2 separate regions of the Homo sapiens genome follow, and region 2 is linked to region 1. A link is a loop called in an ENCODE intact Hi-C map of the cell type or tissue named here. Cell type or tissue: HepG2. All regions are shown on one strand. Links, peaks and the distances in the headings refer to the core of each region. The heading gives the core; the rest is flanking DNA.

Region 1 (11,369 bases), core at 2,699-10,698:
TGGTTTATGATATATAATTTATGTTAAATTTTGACATATACTCATGGTATATTATTTGTTTTATTCTTAATAAAATAAAAATGAGTTTTAAAAAGAAGAGGCCAGGACTGGGCGCGATGGCTCATGCCTATAATCCTAGCACTTTGGGAGGCTGAGGTGGGCTGATCACTTGAGGTCAGGAGTTCAAGACCAGCCTGGAAAACATGGAGAAACCTGGTCTCTACAAAAAATATGAAAATTAGCCAGGCATGGTTGCGCACACCTGTATTCCCAGCTGGGAAGATGGCTTGAGCCTGGGAGGTGGATGTTGCAGTGAGCTGAAATCGCACCGGTGCACTCCAGCCTGGGTGACAGAGTGAGATCCTGTCTCAAAAAAAAAAAAAAAAAAGAAAGAGGCCAGTCTAAAATTCATTTGTAAGTTGTTGGCATTACTGAGATAACCTCCCAATGTCTTCTCAACTTTTATTTGAGTCTGATACTCACAGCTAGGCTCCATGAGTTTTGTTTTTTTTCTTTTCTCTTTGGATCTCAGGTGCACAGAATTGGATTAATCATAATCCTTAGTTATTACACACTCTCCAATGTCATCAGTGTGCTAATCAAACAGAATTACATTTTATAACCAGAAAGCAGGTTTTTTTTCCTTTCTTTTTTTTTGTCCCAATATCTCTCACTTTGATCCTGAACACAAGTCAATTCATGCCTTCCCTAGTTACTCAAAGGTTATTGAAAGTACTGTACAGGCCAGGTACGGTGTTCTCATGCCTGTAATCTCAGCATTTTGGGAGGCTAAGGTGGGAGGATCACTTGAGCCCAGGAGTTCAAGACCAACCTGGGCAACATAGTAAGACCCTGTCTCTACAAATGTTCTTTTTAAAATTAGCCAGGTGTGGTGGGGAGCACCTGTAGTCCCAGCTACTCAGGAGGTTGAGGTGGGAGGGTAGCTTGAGCCCAAGAAGTTGAGACTGCAGTGAGTGGTGATCATGCCACTGCACTCCAACCTGGGCAACAGAGCAAGACTCTGTCTCAAATAACAAAACAAAACAAAACAAACAGTGTTATACAGGTAGTAATTTAAAGCCACAGGTTTGATGGCATTTAGTTTATCTCAAAATGGTAACTAGAAAGTCCAGGTCCAAGTCATGATTTGAAGCTTCCAATTCATTTAAAATGAAAATTTCTCTCCCCTTTCCTAGTTAAGCCCACTATAGATGGGTACTTCAGTCTGGAGGGGGGTGATGACTTTGTTTCCTTCCCTGCTTCCTCCTCCCACAGATAGACAGCTGCTCTTTCTGACCTCTCCCCGATTAGGGGGGAAGGATTGGAAGTGAGAGGGGAGGGAAAGGAAAATTCTTACTTGACTGGTGTTTTCATAAGATGGTTTCATGTTCTTTGGGCCCAGCAGGTGTTTGAAGCTGATTCTGTGTATGTGTGTTGTGGATTCTTCACATATACCACCTCCATCGCTGGAGACGCCTCTCCACAGCTCCCTTGAATAGCGATGCAACCTCCTCCATCTTGCTGGTTTTTTCTCAGCTCCTTATTGCTCCTCACACACACAGATTTGATATGAGATTCATAGATTACTAACTAGGGTAGCTCATGGAATACATTCATAGGAGCAGTGATTACATGAACTCATATGTGCAAGCGTGTTTTATAAGTTCTAAACTCCAATGCAATTGCTAGTTACAGCAAATGGTTCAGAATGTTGACTCTAGCATCAAACTAGCAGTGCAACTTGTGTATGTTATCTAAATTGTCTGTGCCTCACGTTTCCTGAGCTCTAAAATAAGGATAATTAAAGTGTGAGGATCCAGTGGATAACAGAAGAAATCACTTAGACCAGTGCCTGGCCCTTGGTCACCGCACCATGAATAGTAACTGTCATTCTACCACCTTTATCATGATCACACATTCTTTCACTGCCATTGACTCGTTTAGATGAGCTTGAAAATCAACCAGCAGGAGTACTGCCATATTAACCACTGACTCTGACAAGGATGGAACTGGATTCTCAAGAAGGCATGAACAAAGTGCTATAGAGGCATTCATTATTACCCCAGGGTAAGGATTTAGGAGCTGACAGATCTGATTCATTGAGAAGATGACATTTTACCCTGGCACGAACCAAGGAGTAGTCAAAAAGATAAGAGAAATAGCTTTGAAAGGTATTTCTTAGTACCATGGACAGGGACTGGTTGACACTGGGTTTGGGAAATGAAGTGGGGAAAGATTCCTGGGATTATGCCTTCGTGGCAGGGAAAGAGAACACTGAGGAATCCAGATTCCTGGGGGGAAGAAAAAAGGAAAGGACATAGCTGACTGGACAGAAAGGAGGCCTGGACATAGAGGGGCCTAGAAACAGTCCACTGTAACCAGAGATACTTGGGCCAGCAAGACCCAGGAGAGAGGATCCAACTTGGGAAATAAACTATGTGGAGTGTCTGAGAACACCCCTCTCCAAGAATCCAGGATTTTCTGGGATTATGAAAGGAATAACCTCAGGCTACACAGTGAACTTGGAGATGGTCACTGCTGGGGCCAATTCATTGTAACTCCAAGTACTTTTGCTTTTTTTTTTTTTTGCATCTTTATTTATTTCTTTCCTTCTTTCTAACTCTCTTCTTCCTTTCTTCATTTTTCCATTTCTTCTTTTCTTTCTTTTTAGAGACAGGGTGTTGCTCTGTTACCTGGGCTGGAGTGCAGTGGTGTGATCATAGCTCACTGCAACCTTGAGTTCCTGGGCTCAAGCTATCCTCTGGCTTCAGCTTCCCAAGCAGCTGGGATGATAGGTGCACATAACCACACCTGGCTGTTTTTTGTTTGTTTGTTTGTTTTTTGTTTTATAGAGATGGGGGCTTGCTATGTTGCCCAGGCTGGTCTCAAACTCCTGGCTTCAAGCAATCCTCCCGCATCAACCTCCCAAAGTGTTAGGATTACAGGCATCAGTCACCATGTCTGGCCCTTATTTGCCTTTTTGAAGGCATATTATTTGTCTACAAAACCATCTGGGCCTGCTGTTTTCTTTGTAAGAAGATTTAATCTCTTAAAATAATTACAGGCTAATCTAGATTCTCATTTCTTCTTTAGTCGGTATTTGTAAATTGTATTTTTCTATGATTTGTTGATTTTTAATTTAGTTTTAGGCTTCATTACTGAAGTTGTTCATAGGATTATCTTATTATCTTTTCTATTTTATGAACCATATAATTATAGGCTTATAGTTGGTCCATATTATGGTCCATACAATGTGGTCCATGTATAGATATAGTTTTCTCCCCAATTCCCACTATTGTGCATTAGTGCTTTATGTTTTAAAAAATAAAACAGTGATGTTTATTGGTCATCCCTATGGTACTAAACAGGCCCATGATCCCAGGAAGACTGTCATATTCTGCTTCCAGATTCCAATAACAAACTGGATTTCACAAGCATTTATTAAGCATTTTTATGTGTTCTATATCAAGTACTAGGGATATAGAATTCAGTAACTGTAGGTCAACAAATGTCCCTGCCCTCAGGGGCTCACAGCCAGGTCTCCTGAGAGCAGATTGAAAAGGAAGCTCAGTATTTCTCTGGCAGGCCAGCAGGTCGGAAGTGATTGGGGTCTTTGCCACTCTGGCCCCATTTGTTGGTAGCCTGGCCAGCCAGCGAATCCTCTGCATGGTCTCCTGTGAGTCTCTGGACGTTCTCTCTGGCATCGCTGTAGTCCAGGCAAGCAAGGAGATTAATCACCAGGCCAGTGAGCAACAGCCCACCTTCCCATTCTCTGCTTTCCAAGGGAGGACTCTGGGAGAAGCCCAGGAAGGCCAAGGAAGGAGGGGTGAAAACAATGACCCTGCCTGGGCACTGCCCCACTCAGCCAGGCTGGGCACCCCTAGGCTGGATGAACAGCACCCAGAGAGGGAGGGTGAGGAATCACTCACTTCTACCATCCACTCAGACCCTCGCACTAAGCACACAGGCAGAGAGAGGGCAAGAGGAGGAGGGGCTGCAGCCTCTAACTTCTCTGCAAGGAGCTTACCTCTCTCCTGACTGTCCAAGGCAGTCAAGCTCTGCTCACTCATTCCTGGCAACATCAGGAATGTGCATTACCTGATCACTTCTGTAGCCCAGACAGCCCCAAGCCCCCTTTGTACAGCATCATAGTTCCCCCAAGCATGGAAGTATTTGTCTGAATTTTTTGTAATTGGCTTCTTTCATGTCAGAGTAGGCTTTCCACATGTCTTTAGTCCCTGGAAAGGAAAGAAAATGATCAAAACAATTATATACTGGGAAAATAGAGGAATGAACAGTTTTCTTCTCACTACTTTCCTCCCGAAGATTTCAGCCTTCAACAAAGCCCTTGGAAATTATATTGGCTTGAAATAAATATTCTTCTACTTTTCACTTCTCTGGGTTAATGTAATGAGAATTGTACTTGGTGTAAGTTTCATTCTGTTTGATTCCATTCTAAGTTCTGTTATTACTTTGTTTTAACCATGTGTGATGCACCTAAAGAAGAGATGAAATGGTCCTTAAGGGATGTTTCATTGTACAATGAACTTCTACCTGGAAGGACCCAGGGAACCCTCAGTTCCCTGGTGTGAGAACACAGGGGATTCTGAGGGAGGCTGCAGACATATGGCGCTCCTAACCTAGTCAATGAGAGAAATTCATGCCTGTAGGTAGAGTGAGGACAACTTGGTCCTGAATACATCTGAATGTCCAGGCTATAATTAGAAACTGACATCTGTCAGAATTCAGTCAGCAAGTGATAAAGGTGAGTTACCTAAGAAAGCTTTATACTACTGGGTAATCAAATTCAGAAAAAGGACAACTGACCCACTAGTTCAGAACCTCAATGTCCTCCCCAATGAAATGGAGGAGTATTGCCTGCCTCACAGTGATTATGCAGAAGAGCAGAGAAAATACATGTATGATGTCTAGAACATTGTAGGTGGCCAATATATTATCATTTCACTTCTCTGGTCCTTAGGAAAGGTGGCATAAGAAAAAAGAAGGGCTAAACTAAGATGAGGAGCAGGGAGTTACGGACTGAAGGGATCTGATCAAGCTAGAATTAAGTGACGAAGATTTTTTAGAAAATTAACTGATTACGGAAAAGGGGGAACTCAAATATAGAGTTATAATCATGGTTTATATAATTTCTCTATTAGATAACTCATCTTCATTTTATGCATTTATTACTCCTGGTGTTAAATTGATTGCTTTTATTGAGAGTTTATGACATTTTTACTCTACTTATTCCTCTGAGTTACTGACTTAAATGGCTCCTTGATGTTCAGATTGGCTTAATAAGTACTTCCAAAATTCCTGGCACATTTTATCACTTTCAGCAGCAAAACAAGAGGTAGTGGTTCTCAACCTTTGCTGTGCATAAAAATCTACCGAGGTGCTTAGCAAAGGCAAGATTTCTAGGCTCTGTCCCAAGAGACTGTGGCTGCTGGGGGCAGGGGGTAGGGTATGGACCCGGGAATCTTCATTTCATTTCACAAAGCATCCCAGAATCCAGGTGATTCTCACGCAAGTGGTCCCAGAACAACCCTTTGAAAAATATTAACCTAAGGAATGAAAGATATTTGTAGTTGAGTGTGTGAACATGTAAATAGGATTAAAAGCAAATCCTTAAAACCATTTTTCAGAGACTCAGAAAAATAATAATACCTGAAATTTAAAATACTGCATTCTGAAAACAAAATTTTGCCACTTTATTATGGCTAGTGGGGTATATTTCTCCCTCTCTCTCTCTCTCTGTCTCTCTAGATGGAGTCTTGCTCTGTCTCCTAGGCTGGAGTGCAGTGGTGTGATCACAGCTCACTGCAACCTCTGCCTCCTGAGTTCAAGCAATTCTTCTCCCTCAGCCTCCCGAGAGGCTGGGATTATAGGCGCATGCCACCACACCCGGCTAATTTCTGTATTTTTAGTAGAGACAGGATTTCGCCATGTTGGCCAGGCTGGTCTCGAACTCTTGACCTCAGGTGATCTGCCCACCTCAGCCTCCCAAAGTGCTGGGATTACAGGTGTGAGCCACTGTGCCCAGCCCTCGGGGTATATTTCTCTTGCTAGCAGTTTCCTGGCCATATATAAGCCCCAGTAGAACCACCATCAAGGTAATTCACTGTAGGTTTTACTGGGATAAGTGGAGCTAGACTTACCTTCCAAAGGCACCACATCCTATTTGCCATTTCTTAGATAAAGGATGAGCTATGTGTTCACAAATCCGAAACTCTTGTTTTGAAAGCAGCAGAGTACCTTGATTAAGAGCAAGTTCTGCAGAGCAAGACTGCCTGGGTTAATCCTGCTCTGCTTTGGAACTTCTTTACGTATCTTGGGGTTTGTGTGTGTGTGTGTGTGTGTGTGTGTGTTAGTGTGTGTGTGTGTGTGTGTGTGTTAGCTTCTCTGTTAAGGGATAATGCTGCTTGCATCATAGGACTAAATGATGGAAACCAATTCATTAGTACATTTAAACAGTGCCTAGTACGTATTAAAATCTCAGCTAAGCTTGGTTGTTTTTATGGGGACGGTTGGCTCCGTTCAGCTTCCCCATGGACTCGCCTCACACTTTTGATCCACCTGCTTCCTGGCTTCCCAGGAGACATAGACATGAACTGTCCCAGATTTCCCACTAGGGGGCAGTAGAGCCCCACCGGTATTATGGGAACATGCACCCCTCAACTCCACATCTCTCTCATGGTCCTGCTGAAAAGAGGCAGCTCACACCTTATGCGACCTCGGCTGGAGGATCCTCATAGAAGAGTGTCAAAGCTGTCCAGAAAAGCATGAGGAACCACGCTTATGAAAAACCATGCCCCTTCTCTATCCATCTGTGGCATCACTAGCACCTTTGCCCAGTGGGGATGTGGCCTCTGCTCAGCTGCATCCTGGGGGCAGCCAGAAGCAGCCTCCTGCCCCCTATCCTGTGGACCTCACCTTGGCCAGCTGCCTTGAGGAATGTTAACCATCCTTGGCTGCTGACACCCAGGACCAGGGAGCAGAAAATGATGCCAGTGGAGAGCTTCATCCTGCTGCAGGGCCAAGGAAACACAACCAAGGATAATACACATTCTGTTTCAAGTTTTTATTTTTTGTAATGTTAGTCCATTCTTTCATTCCAAGAAAAAAACCCACTCGGTTTTACACACGCACACACACACACACACACACACACACAGGTGTATGTGTATAGATAAAAGATAGAAGGTCAGAGGGTCTACGTCTCCATTTCCATTTGTCTCATTGGAATCCCAGTATCTGACAGAAGAGGAGCAGTGACCCAGGATAAAGCAAATAGACAAAAGTCACACCATGTTTGAGAATCATTATTTTAGATTAGAGCCTGCCAAAATTAGGAATTATGCCTCTTTCTGGGTTCTGAGCATATTTTAGGCACAGTAAAATGAAAGTTATAAGGCAGATAGCTGTCAGAGGATTTCCCTGTCCCTTTGGTTCTTATCTAAGGCAATGCTAAGCAACATTTGAATATTCCCTACACAACTTCCATTCCTTGGAAAAGGTGGGATTCCCTGTGGTCAGTGTAGTATCTGAGCTGGCGTGGCTCACTTGGTCCCAGGAGTAGACAGTAGAAGAGGGGGAAGAGGAGGGGAGTTGTCAACCATCCACAGCCACTGGTCATGGTGTACTTGGAGGAGCTGCTTCATAAAGCAGGGCATGTGATGTCCAGACCTCCTTTTTCCTACTCTTCTTCAGGCAGAAATTGAGGGCCAATGATCACATCCTGTCACAATTATTTTACTCCCTTTGGAACCATTCAATGCTGGAAATCTACTTTCTCGTTTTATTCAAGTCATTCTCTTCTTTGATAGAAGTTGATATGGTTTGGATCTGTGTCCCCACCCAAATTTCATGTTCAATTGTAATTCCCAATGTTGGGAGTGGAGCCTAGAGGGCGGTGATTGAATCAGGAAGGCTGTTTCTCATGAAAGGTTTAACAGCATCCCCCTTGGTACTGTCGTCGTGATAGTGAGTGAATTCTTTTGAGATCTGGTTATTTAAAAGTGTGCAGTACCTCCCCCCTCACTCTCTTTTGTCCTTGCTCCCACCATATGAGATGCCTCACTCCCGCTCTGCCTTTGCCATATTGAAAGTTTCCTGAGGCTTCCCCAGAAGCAGAAGCCACTATGCTTCCTGTACAGACTAAAGAACCATGAACCAATATAACCTCTTTTCTTTATAAAGTACCCAGTTTCAGTCATTTCTTTATGGCAGTATGAGAACGGACTAATACAGAAGTATTAGAAAGCAAGTGGCGTGGAGACACTGGCTCATGCTTATAATACCAGCACTTTGGGAGGCTGAGGCAGAAGGATCACTCGAGGCCAGGAACTCAAGACCAACCTGGGAAACATAGCAAGACCCCATCTCCACTATATATCTGTATATATATTTTTTAAATTAGCGGGGTGTGGTAGTATGCACCTGTGGTCCCAGCTACTCAGGAGGCTGAGGCAGGAGGACTGCTTGAGCCCAGGAGTTGGAGGCTATGGTGAGCCATAATCACACCACTGCACTCTAGCCTGGGTGACAAAGTGACACACTGACTCACAGGAAAAAGAGCAAGAAAGCGAGTATGATTTCTAGATACCAAGAGGAACTCCTCACAGGGACTTTGACAAGCCTTGCCTGTTTTCTTCCTTTGTTACTTAATGTATTCTGCCTTCCGGGAAGGTACACGCAGTTTCTTATGGTGCCAAGCTGAGAATAATAGACAATAACGGCAGTCAGTTCTTTTCACTTGTTTCTCCTGAAAAAGAAAGATTTCCTGTCATGATATCAGAGTCCCCAGGCCTTAAAGGGATTTTCCAACAGTCTCTTACAAGTGACTACGTGTGCTGGTTTGCATGAGATCAGTGTCTATTGTCCAAGCTTAATAGTGGCACATCTTTTCATTGTCTACAATGGCCTGGATTGAACAGTAAATCAGATGGTAGCACTACTCTGATAACCTTGTGTGACCAGGCTGATTGAGAGGCCCAAGACACCTCCATTCTTTTAAGTTACAATTAATTTAAGTAGAAGAGGAGAATACTAAGGCTTAATTCTATTAGGAATTAGAAAAACAAAAATCAGAAAAGCCCAAAAGTCCACAGGTATCATGACTAAGAATGACATCTCAGACCTAAGCCCCAGTCTTAGAAGACCAGCGGGAAGAACTTTATATTCCCTAAATATAAAATGAAGAAAATAATGATACAAAATCACTACCCTCAAAAAATTCACATTTAATGAATCCTAGTTACCAGAATAGTAGATATAGGAAGGATGCAGAAAAATACAACTCCCTTGTAGGGTTGTTGTGAGGATTAAATGATTAATGCTGACAGGGACTTGGGTTAATTCTGGGCACGTGTAAAGCATTTAATTAATTTTAGAGCTTCCACCTTAACCAAGAAAACGCATAATAATTTATATTTTCCAGGAGACAGAAATATTAATTACAATATTGTTACCAAGGCAACCTATTATTAAGACATTAGTAAGTAAGATTACCAATTAGAACTACAGTTATAAGGACCAAGGTTTATTTTCACATAGTGTCAGAGACGTTTGAACCAGAGCGACTCTATTTGGCATGAGGGCTAGGAAAATGAGGCTGAGATTGCTAGGCTGCGTGCTCAGAAAGTTAGGCATTCCTAACCTCTAGATGTTTACAGTTAAGGGAACAAATTCGTAATGTTTACTAAACAGACCCAGACTTGGGAGTGTGCAAATATCCCAATATTTGGAGAACAAAGACATTCCTAATTTTTCTTTGAAGATAATAACATTGGCCGGGCGCGGTGGCTCACGCCTGTAATCCCAGCAATTTTGAAGGCCCAGGTGGGTGGATCACGAGGTCAGGAGTTCGAGAGCAGCCTGGGCAAAATGGTGAAACCCCATCTCTACTAAAAATACAAAAAGCAAAATTAGCTGAGTGTGGTGGCACGCGCTTGTAGTCCGAGCTACTTGGGAGGCTGAAGCAGGAGAATTGCTTGAATCCAGGAGGTGGAGGTTGCAGTGAGCCGTGATTGTGCCACTGCACTCCAGCGTGGGTGACAGAGTGAGACTCCATCTCAAAAAAAAAAAAAAAGATAATAATATTGATTCTTGCAAAATATAGTAATTAAGAAAACAGGGCTGGGTGCGGGGGCTCACGCCTGTAATCCCAGCACTTCGGGAGGCCAAGGCGGTGGATCACCTGAGGTCAGGAATTCAAGACCAACCTGCCCAACATGGCAAAACCCTGTCTTTACTAAAAATACAAAAATTAGCTGTGCGTGGTGGTGGGCACCTGTAATCCCAGCTACTTGGGAGGCTGAGGCAGGAGAATCGCTTGAACTTGGTGGGCAGAGGTTGCAGCGAGCTGAGATTGTGCCACTTCACTACAGCCTAGGCAACAAAGCAAGACTTTGTCTCAAAAAAAAAAAAAAAAGAAAGAAAGAAAGAAAAGAAAAAGAAAAAGAAAAGAAGAAATCTGTTATCACAAACCCTTGTAGCAGAACACATCTCCCCATGTATACAAGCAATTGTGCCTAGGGTGGACACGTTCCTTTTCTGACTTTCAGGAACGTTCTACTCTGTCTATGGAGTAGCTGTCCTTTTGTCACTTTACTTTCTTAATAAATGTGCTTTTACTTTGCACTGTGGACTCGCCCTGAATTCTTTCTTGTGCAAGATCCAAGAACCCTCTCTTGGGGGTCTGGATCCTGAGCCCTGTCCTGTAACAATAGGACATAAAATCATCTTTGAAGTCTGGGTGAAAGACTTGAAAGAAAAATCTTTCGGTAATCTCACGAGTCAGCTAGGGAAAAGGTGCTGAGGCTGAACTCCATCAGACACACACGCTGGGTGGTCAGTGGTATGGAATTTCTGGGTTCTTGCCCTACCTCTCTGCTTCTAGCCAGTGATGTGATTTTGGGAAGGTCTCTCCATCTCCAAAAGGCTCAGTTTTCTGAGCCTTTTAGATCTATTAAATCACTGGAGTAGACTACAGTATATAATGTTTTTAGTCCCTATTTCTTCTACCGTTTTCTCTCTCTCTTTCTTTCTTTCTTTCTTTTTTTTCTTTTCCTTTTTCTTTCTTTCTTTTTTTTTTTTTTTGAGACAGGGTTTTGCTATGTTGCCCAGGCTGGTCTCAAACCCCTGGGCACAAAGTGATCCTCCTACCTTGGCTTTCCAAAGCGCTGCAATTACAGGCATGAGCCACCATGCCTGGCCTTTTTCTAATTTTTTTTTTAATTGAGGTGAAATTCACCAAATATAAAATTAATTATTTTAAAGTTTACAATTCGGGGTATTTAGTTAATTCATAATGTTATACCCACCTCTATCTAGTTCCAAAACATTTTCATCACCACAAAAGAAAA
Region 2 (12,241 bases), core at 2,647-10,646, 55 kb after region 1:
ATTTAAACTATACCCTAGGTCCGGCACGGTGGCTCACGCCTGTAATCCCAGCACTTTGGGAGGCCAGGGCTGGTGGATTGCCTGAGCTCAGGAGTTCGTGACCAGCCTGGGCAACACGGTGAAACCCCGTCTCTACTAAAATATAAAAAATTAGCCAGGCGTGGTGGCATGTGCCTGTAGTCCCAGCTACTTGGGAGTCTGAGGCAGAAGAATTGCTTGAACCCAGTAGACGGAGGTTGCAGTGAGCCAGGATAGCGCTACTGCACACGAGCCTGGGCAACAGAGTGAGACTCCATCTCAAAAAAATAACAATAATGAATAAACAAAATAAAATACTATACCCTAGAACTAATGGACTTAATGATATTCACAGAACGCTCTACCCAACAACTGCAGAATATACATTCTATTCATCAGCACATGGAACATTCTCCAAGATAGACCATATGTAGGCCACAAAACAGGTCTCAATAAATTTAAGAAAATTGAATTTATATCAAGTACTCTCTCAGAACACAGTGGAATTAAATTGGAAATCAACTCCAAAAGGAACTTTCAAAACCACATAAATACATGGAAATTAAATAACCTGTTCCTGAATTATCATTGGGTCAACAATGAAATCAAGATGAAAATTTAAAAATTCTATGAATTAAATGCTAATAGTGACACAACCTATCAAAACCTCTGGGATACAGCAAAAGTGGTGCTAAGAGTAAAGTTCATAGCATTAAATGCCTACATCAAAATGTCTGAAAGAGCACAAATAGACAATCTAAGGTTACATCTCAAGGAATTAGAGAAGGAAGAACAAACTCAACCCAAACCCAGCAGAAGAAAAGAAATAAAAACAATCAGAGCAGAAGTAAATGAAAAAAAAAAAACAAATGAAACAAAAGAAAAGTGAAACAAAAACCTGGTTCTTTGAAAACATAAACAAAATTGATATACCATTAGCAACTTTAACCAAGAAAAGAACAGAGAAGATCCAAATAAGCTCAATTAGAAATGAAACAGAAGATGTTACAACCAATACCACAGAAATACAAAAGATCCTTCAAAGCTACTGTGATCACCTTTACATGTACAAACAGGAAAACCGAGAGGATATGCATAAATTCCTGGAAATATACAAACCTCCTAGATTAAACTAGGAGGAACAGAAACTCTGAACAGACCAAAAAAAAAAAAAAAAAAAAGCAGAGAGATTGAAATAAAAATTAAAGAGACATTGCCAACAAAAAAGTACAGGATCAGACGTATTCACAGCTGAATTCTATCAAATATTCAAAGAAGAATTGGTACCAATCCTACTGAAACTATTCCAAAATATAGAGAAAGAGAGGATCCTGCCAAAGCATTGTATGAAGCCAGTGTCACCTTAATACCAAAACCGGAAAGGACATAACAAAAAAGGAACTACATACCAGTATCCCTGATGAATATAGATGCCAAAATCCCCAACAAAATACTAGCTAACCCAATCCAACAGCATATCAAGAAGATAATCCACCATTGTCAAGTGGTTTTCATAGCAGGGATGCAGTGTTAGGTTAACATACACAAGTCAATAAATGTGATACATCACATAAACAGAATTAAAAACAAAAATCACATGATCATCTCAATAGAAGCTGTAAAAGCATTTGACAAAATCTAGCACCCTTTATTATTAAAACCTTCAGCAAAATCGACATAGAAAAGACATACCTTAATGTAATAAAAGCCATCTATGACAAACCCACAGCCAACATTATACTGAATGGGGAAAAGTTGAAAACATTCTCCCTGATAACTGAAACAAGACAAGGATGCCCACTTTCACCACTTCTATTCAACATAGTACCACTTCTATTCAACATAGTACTGGAAGCTTTAGCCAGAGCAGTCAGACAAGAGAAAGAAATCAAGACCATCCAAATCGATAAAGAGGAAGTCAAACTGTCCCGTTCACTGATGATACGATTGTATACCTAGAAAACCCTAAAGACTCATCCAGAAAGCTCCTAGAACTGATACATAAATTCAGTAAAGTTTCAGGATACAAACTAAATGTACACAAATCAGTAGCACTGCTATACACCAACAGTGACCAAGCTGAGAATCAAATCAAGAACTCAAACACTTTTACAGTAACTGTAAAAAAAAAAAATACTTAGGAATATACCTACCCAAGGAGGTGGAAGGCCTCTACAAGGAAAACTACAAAACACTGCTGAAATCATAGATGACACAAACAAATGGAAACATATCCCATGCTCATGGATGGGTAGAATCAATATTGTGAAAATGACCATACTGCCAAAAGCAATCTACAAATTCAATGCAATTCCCATCAAAATACCATTGTCATTCTTCACAGAACTAGAAAAAAATTCTAAAATTAATATGGAAACAAAAAACCCCACATAGCCAAAGCAAGACTTAGCAAAAAGAACAAATCTGGAGGCATCACATTACCCATCTTCAAACTATACTACAAAGCTATAGTCACCAAAACAGCATAGCACTGGCATAAAACTAGGCACATAGACCAATGGAAAAGAAGAGAGAATCCAGAAATAAAGCCAAATACTTACAGTCAACTGATTTTTGACAAAGCTAATGAAAACATAAAGTAGAGAAAAGACAGCCTATTTAACAAATGGTTTTGAGATAATTGGCAATCCACATGTAGAAGAATGAAACTGGATCCTCATCTCTCACCTTCTACAAAAATCAACTCAAGATGGATCAAAGACTTAAATCTAAGACCTAAAACCATAAAAATTCTAGAAGATAATATCAGAAAAATCCTTCCAGACATTCACTTAGGCAAAGACTTCATGGCCAAGAACCCAAAAGTAAATGCAACAAAAACAAAAATAAATAGATGGGACTTAATTAAACTAAAAAGCTTTAACACAGCAAAAGCAATCGTCAGCAGAGCAAACAGACAACCCACCGAGTAAGAAAATCTTCACAAACTAAGCACCTGACAAAGGACTAATATCCAGAATACAAGGAACTCAAACAAATCAGCAAGAAGAAAGCAAACAATCCCATCAAAAAGTGGGCTAAAAACATGAATAGACAATTCTCAAAAAAAGAGATAGAAACAGACAACAAACATAGGAAAAAATGCTTAACGTCACTAATGATCAGGGAAATGCAAATCAAAACCATAATGCGATACCACCTTACTCCTGCAAGAATGGCCATAATTTAAAAATCTAAAAATAATAGATGTTGGCGGGGATGTGGTAAAAAAGGAACACTTTTACACTGCTGGTGGGAATGTAAACTAGCACAACCACTATGAAAAACAGTGTGGAAATTTCTTAAAGAAGTAAAAGTGGATCTACCATTTCATCCATCAATCCCATTAAATATATATAAATATATATATATACAACTATGTATATAGTACACGTATACATTTATATACCATGGAATAGTACTCAGCCATAAAAAGGAATAAAATAATGGCATTCACAGCAACCTAGATGGAACTGGACATATTACTCTAACTGAGGTAACTCAGAAATGGAAAACCAAACATCATATATTCTCACTTACAAGTGAGAGCTAAACTGTGAGGATGTAAATGCATAGAATAATATAATGAACTATGGGGACTTCAGGGGAAGGATGGAAGAGGGGTGAGGGATAAAAGACTACACATTGGGTATAGTGTACACTGCTCAGGTGATGGGTGCCCCAAAATCTCAGAAATTACCACTAAAGAACTTATCCATGTAAGCAAACACCACCTGTTCCCCCAAAACCCATTGAAATAAAAATAATAACAACAAATGATTTAATTTCACAGAACTTTTAAAAAGTTTAATGTTCAGAGTTGATAATAATAAAAGAAGTTAGAAAAAAATGTGTAGCAAGTGGTAGCCTCTGGACAATGACATTCTAGATTTTCACTTTGCATACACTTCTCTACCACTTGGAAAGAAAGCATACACATGAATATATCACCACTATGATAAAGAAAACACCGAAACATGGTGTCAGGCCATTTTCAGCCTTGATGATCCTATGATCTACTTATTTCTTTAGTTAAAAAGCCTCATAACGAAAGTTCACATTACTTAATCTGATATCTAGGCCCATAATTGATTTTCAAAATCAGGACAGCAATTACTTACAGGAAGCTGAACAAGATGGGACATGATGGGAGAGGCTGATATGTATTGGATATGGGACAGAGGCCAAGAATCATCTCAGTTAGGATTTGTGCCTCAAATACCTCTGGCCTCTGATTTGTCCATAGTCCTCATACAGGAAATAACAAGACTGTCCAGCATCTTCATAAGCCTGGATTGCTAACCAGCTTTCATTTCAGCTCCTGTAGGCATCTCCTGAATTAAGCAACACAGAAAAGTCCTCTGAAGACACTGAATCCCAGAAAGGCTCTCTACCTTTAGCACAAGGGAGGTCTTCACCACAGGACAAAAGAAGGAAAGATAAGGGTAAGTACCAAGAACTGTCTTCTTCCATGGTCAGTTATGGTTTTTGCTATCAGATCATGTCCTGTGCTTCCACCTTGGTGCTACATGCAGGGGGTCATGAGCTTGTTTCAGGAAAAGACAGGAGACACGAAGCTTCGTTTTGGAAACTGAGTGCTGCCAGCCCAAACTGTGTGAGTTCCAAATGGGGTCCCCCTTCTGATTTATCTCCCCGTATCATCTCCTTCATTCCAATCATTCAATCTGCTCTCCTGGAGAGAATGCTGCCTCTTACATTCATTTAAGGAGCCAGAAGACATGAAGACATTTCTTCCCAGAGTTGAACTGCTGTAGGGCCGGTTTTATTGTTTCACTTACTTTTTAAATTTATTCTTCTTTGCCTATCTGGAAAGGACCAAGGAAGTTATAGATAGTCCAAACTGAAATAATTAAGGAGTGTTTCGTGAGGAAAGTATTTACAAAGATGCGCAGGGTTAAGGGAAAGAGATGAGGCATGGCAAAGCACCTCAAGCAGCAATACATAGGGGAGCACTACTTCCTCCCCTAGGCTGAAAGGCACAGGGAAGGAGCAGTTACCATTGTCGCCATAGCCATAGTTGTAGCCATAGGGGTGGGAGAGCACGAGCAGGCAGGTGGAGAAGCCCTGCACAGCCAACACACAACCACACAGGCCGATATGGTTTGGATCTGTGTCCCTACCCAAATCTCATGTTGATTGTAATTCCCATTGTTGGAGGGAGGGCCTGGTGGGATGATTATTAGATCATGGGGATGATTTTGCATGAATGTTTCAACACCATCCCCTTTTGGTATTATTGTTTTGATACTGATAAGTTCTCATGAAATCTAATTGTTTAAAAGTGTGTAGCACCTCCTCCCTCTCTCTCTTGCTCCTGCTCTCACCATGTGAGATGCCTTGCTCCCCCTTTGCCTTTCATCAGGATTGGAAGCTTTCTGAAGCCTCCCCTAAAGCAGAAGCTGCTATGCTTCCTGCATAGCCTGTAGAGCCATGAGCCAATTAAACCTGTTTTCCTCATAAATTTCCCAGTCTCAGGTATTTCTTTTTATCAATGCAAGAAGGAACTAATATGCAGGCAGAGAGCCAGGAGATGGAAATCCCAAGTCACTCTCCTGCTGTCTTCCAGTCTCCTGCCAGTATGTCCCAGTGTCTCAATTTCATTAGAAACCAGAAATAAAAAGAATCCTACTAATGTGGTACATGGAAGCCACTCACTTGGGATGTCAAACAGGATAGAGAAGAACGGAAAGCAAATCCTCATGCCAAATGAGACTATTCCTCTTACCTTCTTATATCCTCCTACTTCCTGAGGCTTGCTCTGCCTGAAGGTGATTGATTCCTGTCTCATTTCAGCTCCATGAGACTACTTTAATGTTTGGCATGTCTTTCTCTACTGTCACTTTTATGCAGAAATGTTTGCATTTGTCAAAAATGCATAGAAAATAAAATGTAATTTAAAAAGAGAACATATTTATTTGTTTAGAATCTAAGTTTGGCTGCTCTAAAAAAGACATGAAGTAGAAATATCTTAAACAAAAAAGTATAATTGTGTCTCTGGGTCACTAGATTCTGAATCTGCAAATTCAACAAACCACAGGTGGAAACTATTCCAAAAATAAGGGTATGGTGGAGTTGTGTATGTACTGAACAGGTACAAACTTGTTTTTCCTCGTCATTATTTCTGAAAAACTACAATATAACAAGAATTTACATAGCATTTGCATTTCGTCAGTTATTCTAAATAACTAAAAATGATTTAACATATCTGGGAGAAAGTGCATAGGTATATACAAATACCACATAGAAGGAAATAGAGCATCTGCAGATTTTGGTGTGTGCTAAAGTTCTGGAAAAAATCCCCTGTGAATACCCAGAAATGACTATCTTTGAAATCTGAAGTAGAAGCTCCAAGGCGTCACACATCAGAATTCCAAAAATTGGGGCTCCCAGTCCCTAGAGAGTTGCCCTCATCTTTGTGATCTTGCATGGTTTCCAGCTACATCAGCATTCCAGCCTTATGGAAAAGGACGAGGGGAAGGAGAGGCTTTACTCCTTCTATTGATCCTGTGAGCAAGGAATTGCTTACATCACTTTGTGATTCTTCCACTTAACAGCACCTGGTCATACAATGTCATCCAGCATCAAGGAAAACTGGGATGTGGGTCTTTGTGCTGCTTTTATACTCTCAGAATTGTTATGTGACCGAAGAGGAAAATGAATATTGGGGCAATCTAGCAGTCTCTTCAGCCCTGATTGTCTCTGACTCTGTGCTCACATCAAGATTTTTCAGGAACTCCTCAGAAATAATGAATGATGGGGCAGAGAACAGAACTGGAGCCTCATGCAGGGTTCCAGGGACCAGGGGCTGGTATTAGACTTGCTCTTCGTGTTGTGAACTCAGGAAAACCCTTTAATTCTCTATGCCTTGGCTTCATCTTATGTTATATGAGGATAATACCATAGATGGTCTTTAAGGAACACAGGCTAAATGTTGGTGATACTACAGGGAAAATGACAGGTATGACTTAGTCCTTATGGAGCTTTGGTTTTCATGAGGAAGACAAACATATCATACCATAAATATAGATAGAGAAACTCTTTAGTGCCCTGAGTGTGGATAACAGAGGCTCTCCTTTTCCTCCCATTTCCTTTCTGGGCCAATCAGGGCTGTGGCACCTTGCCCCTCTAAGAGAGCTCATGATGGATGCATTCACTCCTGATGCTTCTCTGTACTCCCAGCAAAGGGTGCATCTTCTGTCCACCAGGAGGCCTCCTGCCCCTGTGCATCCTCAGGATTCCAGAGCAAATGTGACCTCTGATAGGCAAAAAGGAACTCCTGAATTTATTCCTAAATGGCATTCACTCACCTCTATTTTGTTCCCTCTTTGATTTGCCTCTCCTTCTCTATGTGGAGTTTGCTTAGGTCAGTTTTTTTTTCAATCCACAATTTTGGCTGCCAACTTGGATTTAACTTGAGAATCACTCCTCTGCTTTACTCCCTGTAACATATATAATCGACACAGGGTGGTGCTGGGTATAAAGGGCTGCTCCAAGACTGGATTGTGAGTCAGACCTGCCGGACTCAAATTCATACTATGTAATACATAACCCCTGGGACAAATAATTCCCTTTCGTTGTGCTCCAATTGCATTATCTGCCATATGGGAATAATACCAATTCTTACCTCCTAGGCTCTTCGGGTGATTAAAAGAGACAATACCTTACAAACTCTCAATCAGCTGCTGTTATTCTCCCAGATTAGACCTAATCCTCATTCTCCAGTTGAAATCTGCATGAATCTCTCTCTTTACACTCCAAGCCCTACACATCGCCTATTTCCCCTCATGGACGCCTCTCATACAAATGTTTGCATCAACAAAGAAATGCTACCAAAGATCTCCTGAAAGAGAGAACCAAAAAGTTTACATTGTGTATACCCAGCAGAACACTTAGTAGTCCCCCATAGATATTTCCACACTTCAATTACCTCCGTCAGTTACACTCAGACCTCATCTTCACTTACTCTTTCCTCTGTTCTATTGCTGAGTAATTCAGCTCAGACCCACACCCTACCCAAACACTGTGTACAAAAATGCTTCTAGGTGTTCAGCAAAGCCACACTGAGTCTTCATTTCAAAGGCACATCAGTGGTCAATTTCAAGTTTTGGGCACACATCAAGAATTCTTCTCAACACAGATACAGCTTTCCACAAATAGAATTCTGATGAATTAAATTTTCTTCATCCAGTTATACGTGTGTGTTCTAATACCTTACATTGTGCTTTCATCTTTATTTTCCATTTCATCCAAATCTACCAGTACCATTAGTCTCATGCATGCATTCATTCATTGAATGAATGTATATGAAAAGCACAGTGTGCTGCTCATGGAAATAGGCACTGGGAGTATAAAATGTAAAATGTAGTCCTGTCTGCAATGACTGACACACTGAGTTATTTCTCACCCACCAGGCCCAGCCATTTTCACACTTATCCTAGCAAAGGTCACATTTTCCTCTAGTTCATAATGCATGGTCTTCCTTCCTGTCCATGGATGACCAGTCCTAGTCACGAGTGTGTCACAACCACCTCTTTGTGTATCTGAATTCCTCCACCTGAAAGAAAATTTCAGACCCAGGATAGATTAATCATCGGGTCCAAAGCCCTGGCCGGATGAGTGGGGGTGTTTTGATCCTAATGTTATTCCCATGTCAGCACAGAACTTGTGTGGCAGTAGAGAGATGTCAGGCTTCAGAGTCAACAAGAACTGGATTTCAAACTGGATTTGAGGACCCCCACCTTTGGTAAGTGACTTATTATCTGCGAGCCTCTGTTTCTCTCTTCTTTAAATGAGGACAGTAAATCCCATACGGCAGGGTGGTGGGGAGAATCAGAGATGATACAGCTGGTGATCACATCTGGTTTGTGTTCCCAGGGGCACCAGACTAGGGTTTCTGAGCATGGATCCAACCGTCCCAGTCTTCGGTACAAAACTGACACCAATCAACGGACGTGAGGAGACTCCTTGCTACAATCAGACCCTGAGCTTCACGGTGCTGACGTGCATCATTTCCCTTGTCGGACTGACAGGAAACGCGGTTGTGCTCTGGCTCCTGGGCTACCGCATGCGCAGGAACGCTGTCTCCATCTACATCCTCAACCTGGCCGCAGCAGACTTCCTCTTCCTCAGCTTCCAGATTATACGTTTGCCATTACGCCTCATCAATATCAGCCATCTCATCCGCAAAATCCTCGTTTCTGTGATGACCTTTCCCTACTTTACAGGCCTGAGTATGCTGAGCGCCATCAGCACCGAGCGCTGCCTGTCTGTTCTGTGGCCCATCTGGTACCGCTGCCGCCGCCCCACACACCTGTCAGCGGTCGTGTGTGTCCTGCTCTGGGGCCTGTCCCTGCTGTTTAGTATGCTGGAGTGGAGGTTCTGTGACTTCCTGTTTAGTGGTGCTGATTCTAGTTGGTGTGAAACGTCAGATTTCATCCCAGTCGCGTGGCTGATTTTTTTATGTGTGGTTCTCTGTGTTTCCAGCCTGGTCCTGCTGGTCAGGATCCTCTGTGGATCCCGGAAGATGCCGCTGACCAGGCTGTACGTGACCATCCTGCTCACAGTGCTGGTCTTCCTCCTCTGCGGCCTGCCCTTCGGCATTCTGGGGGCCCTAATTTACAGGATGCACCTGAATTTGGAAGTCTTATATTGTCATGTTTATCTGGTTTGCATGTCCCTGTCCTCTCTAAACAGTAGTGCCAACCCCATCATTTACTTCTTCGTGGGCTCCTTTAGGCAGCGTCAAAATAGGCAGAACCTGAAGCTGGTTCTCCAGAGGGCTCTGCAGGACAAGCCTGAGGTGGATAAAGGTGAAGGGCAGCTTCCTGAGGAAAGCCTGGAGCTGTCGGGAAGCAGATTGGGGCCATGAGGGAGAGCCTCTGCCCTGTCAGTCAGACGGGACTTTGAGAGCAACACTGTCCTGCCACCCTTGACAATTACATGCGTTTTTCTTAGCGTTTCGCCTCAGAAATGTCTCAGTGGTAACTCAAGGTCTTCAAATAAATGTTTATCTAACCTGACAGTTGCAGTTTTCACCCATGGAAAGCATTAGTCTGACAGTACAATGTTTGGATTCTCCTTGATATTACCAATACATTTTCCCTGTTATCTTGCACTGAATCTTTCCTACTGAACACTTTTTCTGCACTTTTCATTGTAATAAAAGGAGTTCCTGTCCACAACCCTAAAACTCTTCTTTATACTTGTTTCCTACCTGATAGTATCAAAAAGGAAGATTCCTTATTAATCTGTCAGACTATGTTCCCCTGAAAATCATGTTCCCTTCTATGACTGGAGGCATTACTGCAGTTGGAAGCTCAATTCTTAATAAGTGAGTTCTGCTACCTCTAAATTCCATTGAATTCTCAGATATAAAGCAAAATAATGTCCTTAGAGAGAGATTCTCCCTTCATAAAAACAGTCTTAGAAATTGGTTTTATGAATAGCCCTCTCCTGTCATTTGTCCACACATGGTCACACGTTGGCTTTGGTTTCTAGTAAAGACAATCGTGGCCCCTTCCCCTTGAGAACTGGTAAGTGCTTATTTAGCTCTTCCTGGACTAACGGACCAGTGAGGAGCCTATAAATACACCCCACCAGTTCCATTTTGGCCATTGGAAATTAAAATTGGTTTCAAACTGGAAATTATCTTGAAAACCATTTATTATTCATTTACAGAGTCTTTAAGTTGTAGGAGAATTCTTCATACTTTCAGGTTTTGTACAAATTGTTCTGGCTGTAACTTTCAGTTAATTTTATGGCTGTTAACATAAGAAGCAAAACTGAAAACATCTGACTTTTCCATGCTAATGTCAATTATAGTATCCGGATAATAACTTACAGTTGGTACAAAATTCTGATACATGCTGTGACTTAGATGAACACGGAAACATTGTGCTAAGGAAAATATGCCAGATACCAAAGAACAATATTGTATGGTCAAATTCTACGAGGTATCCAAACTAGGAAATTCGTGAACACAGAAAATAAATTAGAAGGATCCTGGTGCTGGATGATGGAGAGAATGTGTAGCCATTATTTAATGAGCACAGACTTTCTGTGTGGAATAATGCAAAGTTCTTAAAAGGGACAGTGGTAACGGTTACGACTTATTGTGAATGCACTTAATGACATTGAATTGTACAAATAAAATGGTGAAAGTTGTAAAATGTATGTTATGTGCATTTTACCACAATTAAAAACATTTAATTATAAAAACAGGATCAGTACAAAATTCAGGACTATTCTCCACCAGTGGTTATCCCTTCAACAGATAGCTCAAGCAGACAGAAGAGACCACCAAGAGAAGATGTGACATCACAGCAGGGTCTGTGCTGATCATAGACAGTGAGGCTGCCCCTCAGATTAACCCTCACTGAGGGGAGCTGACACATGCATTTTGAGTATACAGGAGACAGTACAAAGTAGCTATGAAAGCAATAAAGAGGTCTATAACAATAAACAGGTGTATAGTTTTCAATTTGTCCAACCAAATTTATTCGTGGCTCGTATCACATTGTTCACAATGTTGAACTCAGGTCCCCTGAGTGCAGATCCATTGCTCTTCCAGGCTCAGCACTCGCTGATGCTGAATCCTATCTGTCCACCCTCGATTTCCAAATGCCATAGTAGGACATAGCTGTAGGTAAGGGTTTCCTACAGGTTGGAGGAAGCAGGAAGGCAGTGTTTGCAGCCAATGCTCCACAAAAGGAGCTTTGATGTGATGTCTTTAGTTCAGACTGAGGGTTATTGAGAGAGCCCATTCTGGGAGTCTGTGATATCAATTGAACAGTTCTGGTCAAAGATGTTGTTTATCATGAGGAATTCTGTAGAGAATTTTCACCTGGCAATTGAATCAAATAATGTTGGTTCTCACCTGGGACACTGCTTATTTTGACGTTAGTGACTCTTTTTTTCTGACAGAAGAAAATTTCAATTTTATGAAAGCTTAGATTCTGTCCCTGAAGCCCATTCTGAACTCACTTGGCCTCAGACATTGCTCCACTACAGCAGTTATAACAGTGTATTTCAATTGTTTGTCCTCACATCTTTCTCTTCAACTGCACTCTGAGGTCTTTAAGAGCAGAGAACATGTCTTGGAATTTCTAGTGCAACAGACTAGGTGTGGAATTTAGGAGAGTATCAGTAACTATTTTTCTCAAGCAGCTTCCACCTGAAAATCACAGGTTTGTCCAGCATCTTG

The links. Hi-C counts contacts between places; a loop is a spot of excess contacts. Peaks named below come from ENCODE experiments on the same cell type or tissue, not always from the same donor. Only the 100,000 strongest peaks of a DNase experiment are listed, where the experiment ranks them.
Region 2: it touches region 1 in a loop (6-fold over the local background); 2 of 110 quality-filtered maps call a loop at or near these places.

What each region holds. Positions count from the first base shown.
Region 1 is chr11:18,109,050-18,120,418 of GRCh38, forward strand. It overlaps the pseudogene SAA3P. Among named protein-coding and RNA genes, the nearest start is that of SAAL1, 8.7 kb to the left of the region's middle. In HepG2, for the core only: a CTCF peak has its summit at 6,639 (motif pointing right); DNase peaks (open chromatin) are centred at 6,632 and 9,742; H3K27me3 peaks cover 363 bases.
Region 2 is chr11:18,164,319-18,176,559 of GRCh38, forward strand. MRGPRX4 (MAS related GPR family member X4) reads left to right here and starts at 8,519. Exons shown (of 1, transcript NM_054032.3): 1 at 8,519-9,962. The coding sequence starts at 8,939. The coding sequence ends at 9,907. In HepG2, for the core only: a CTCF peak has its summit at 7,249; DNase peaks (open chromatin) are centred at 7,253 and 8,563; H3K27me3 peaks cover 266 bases.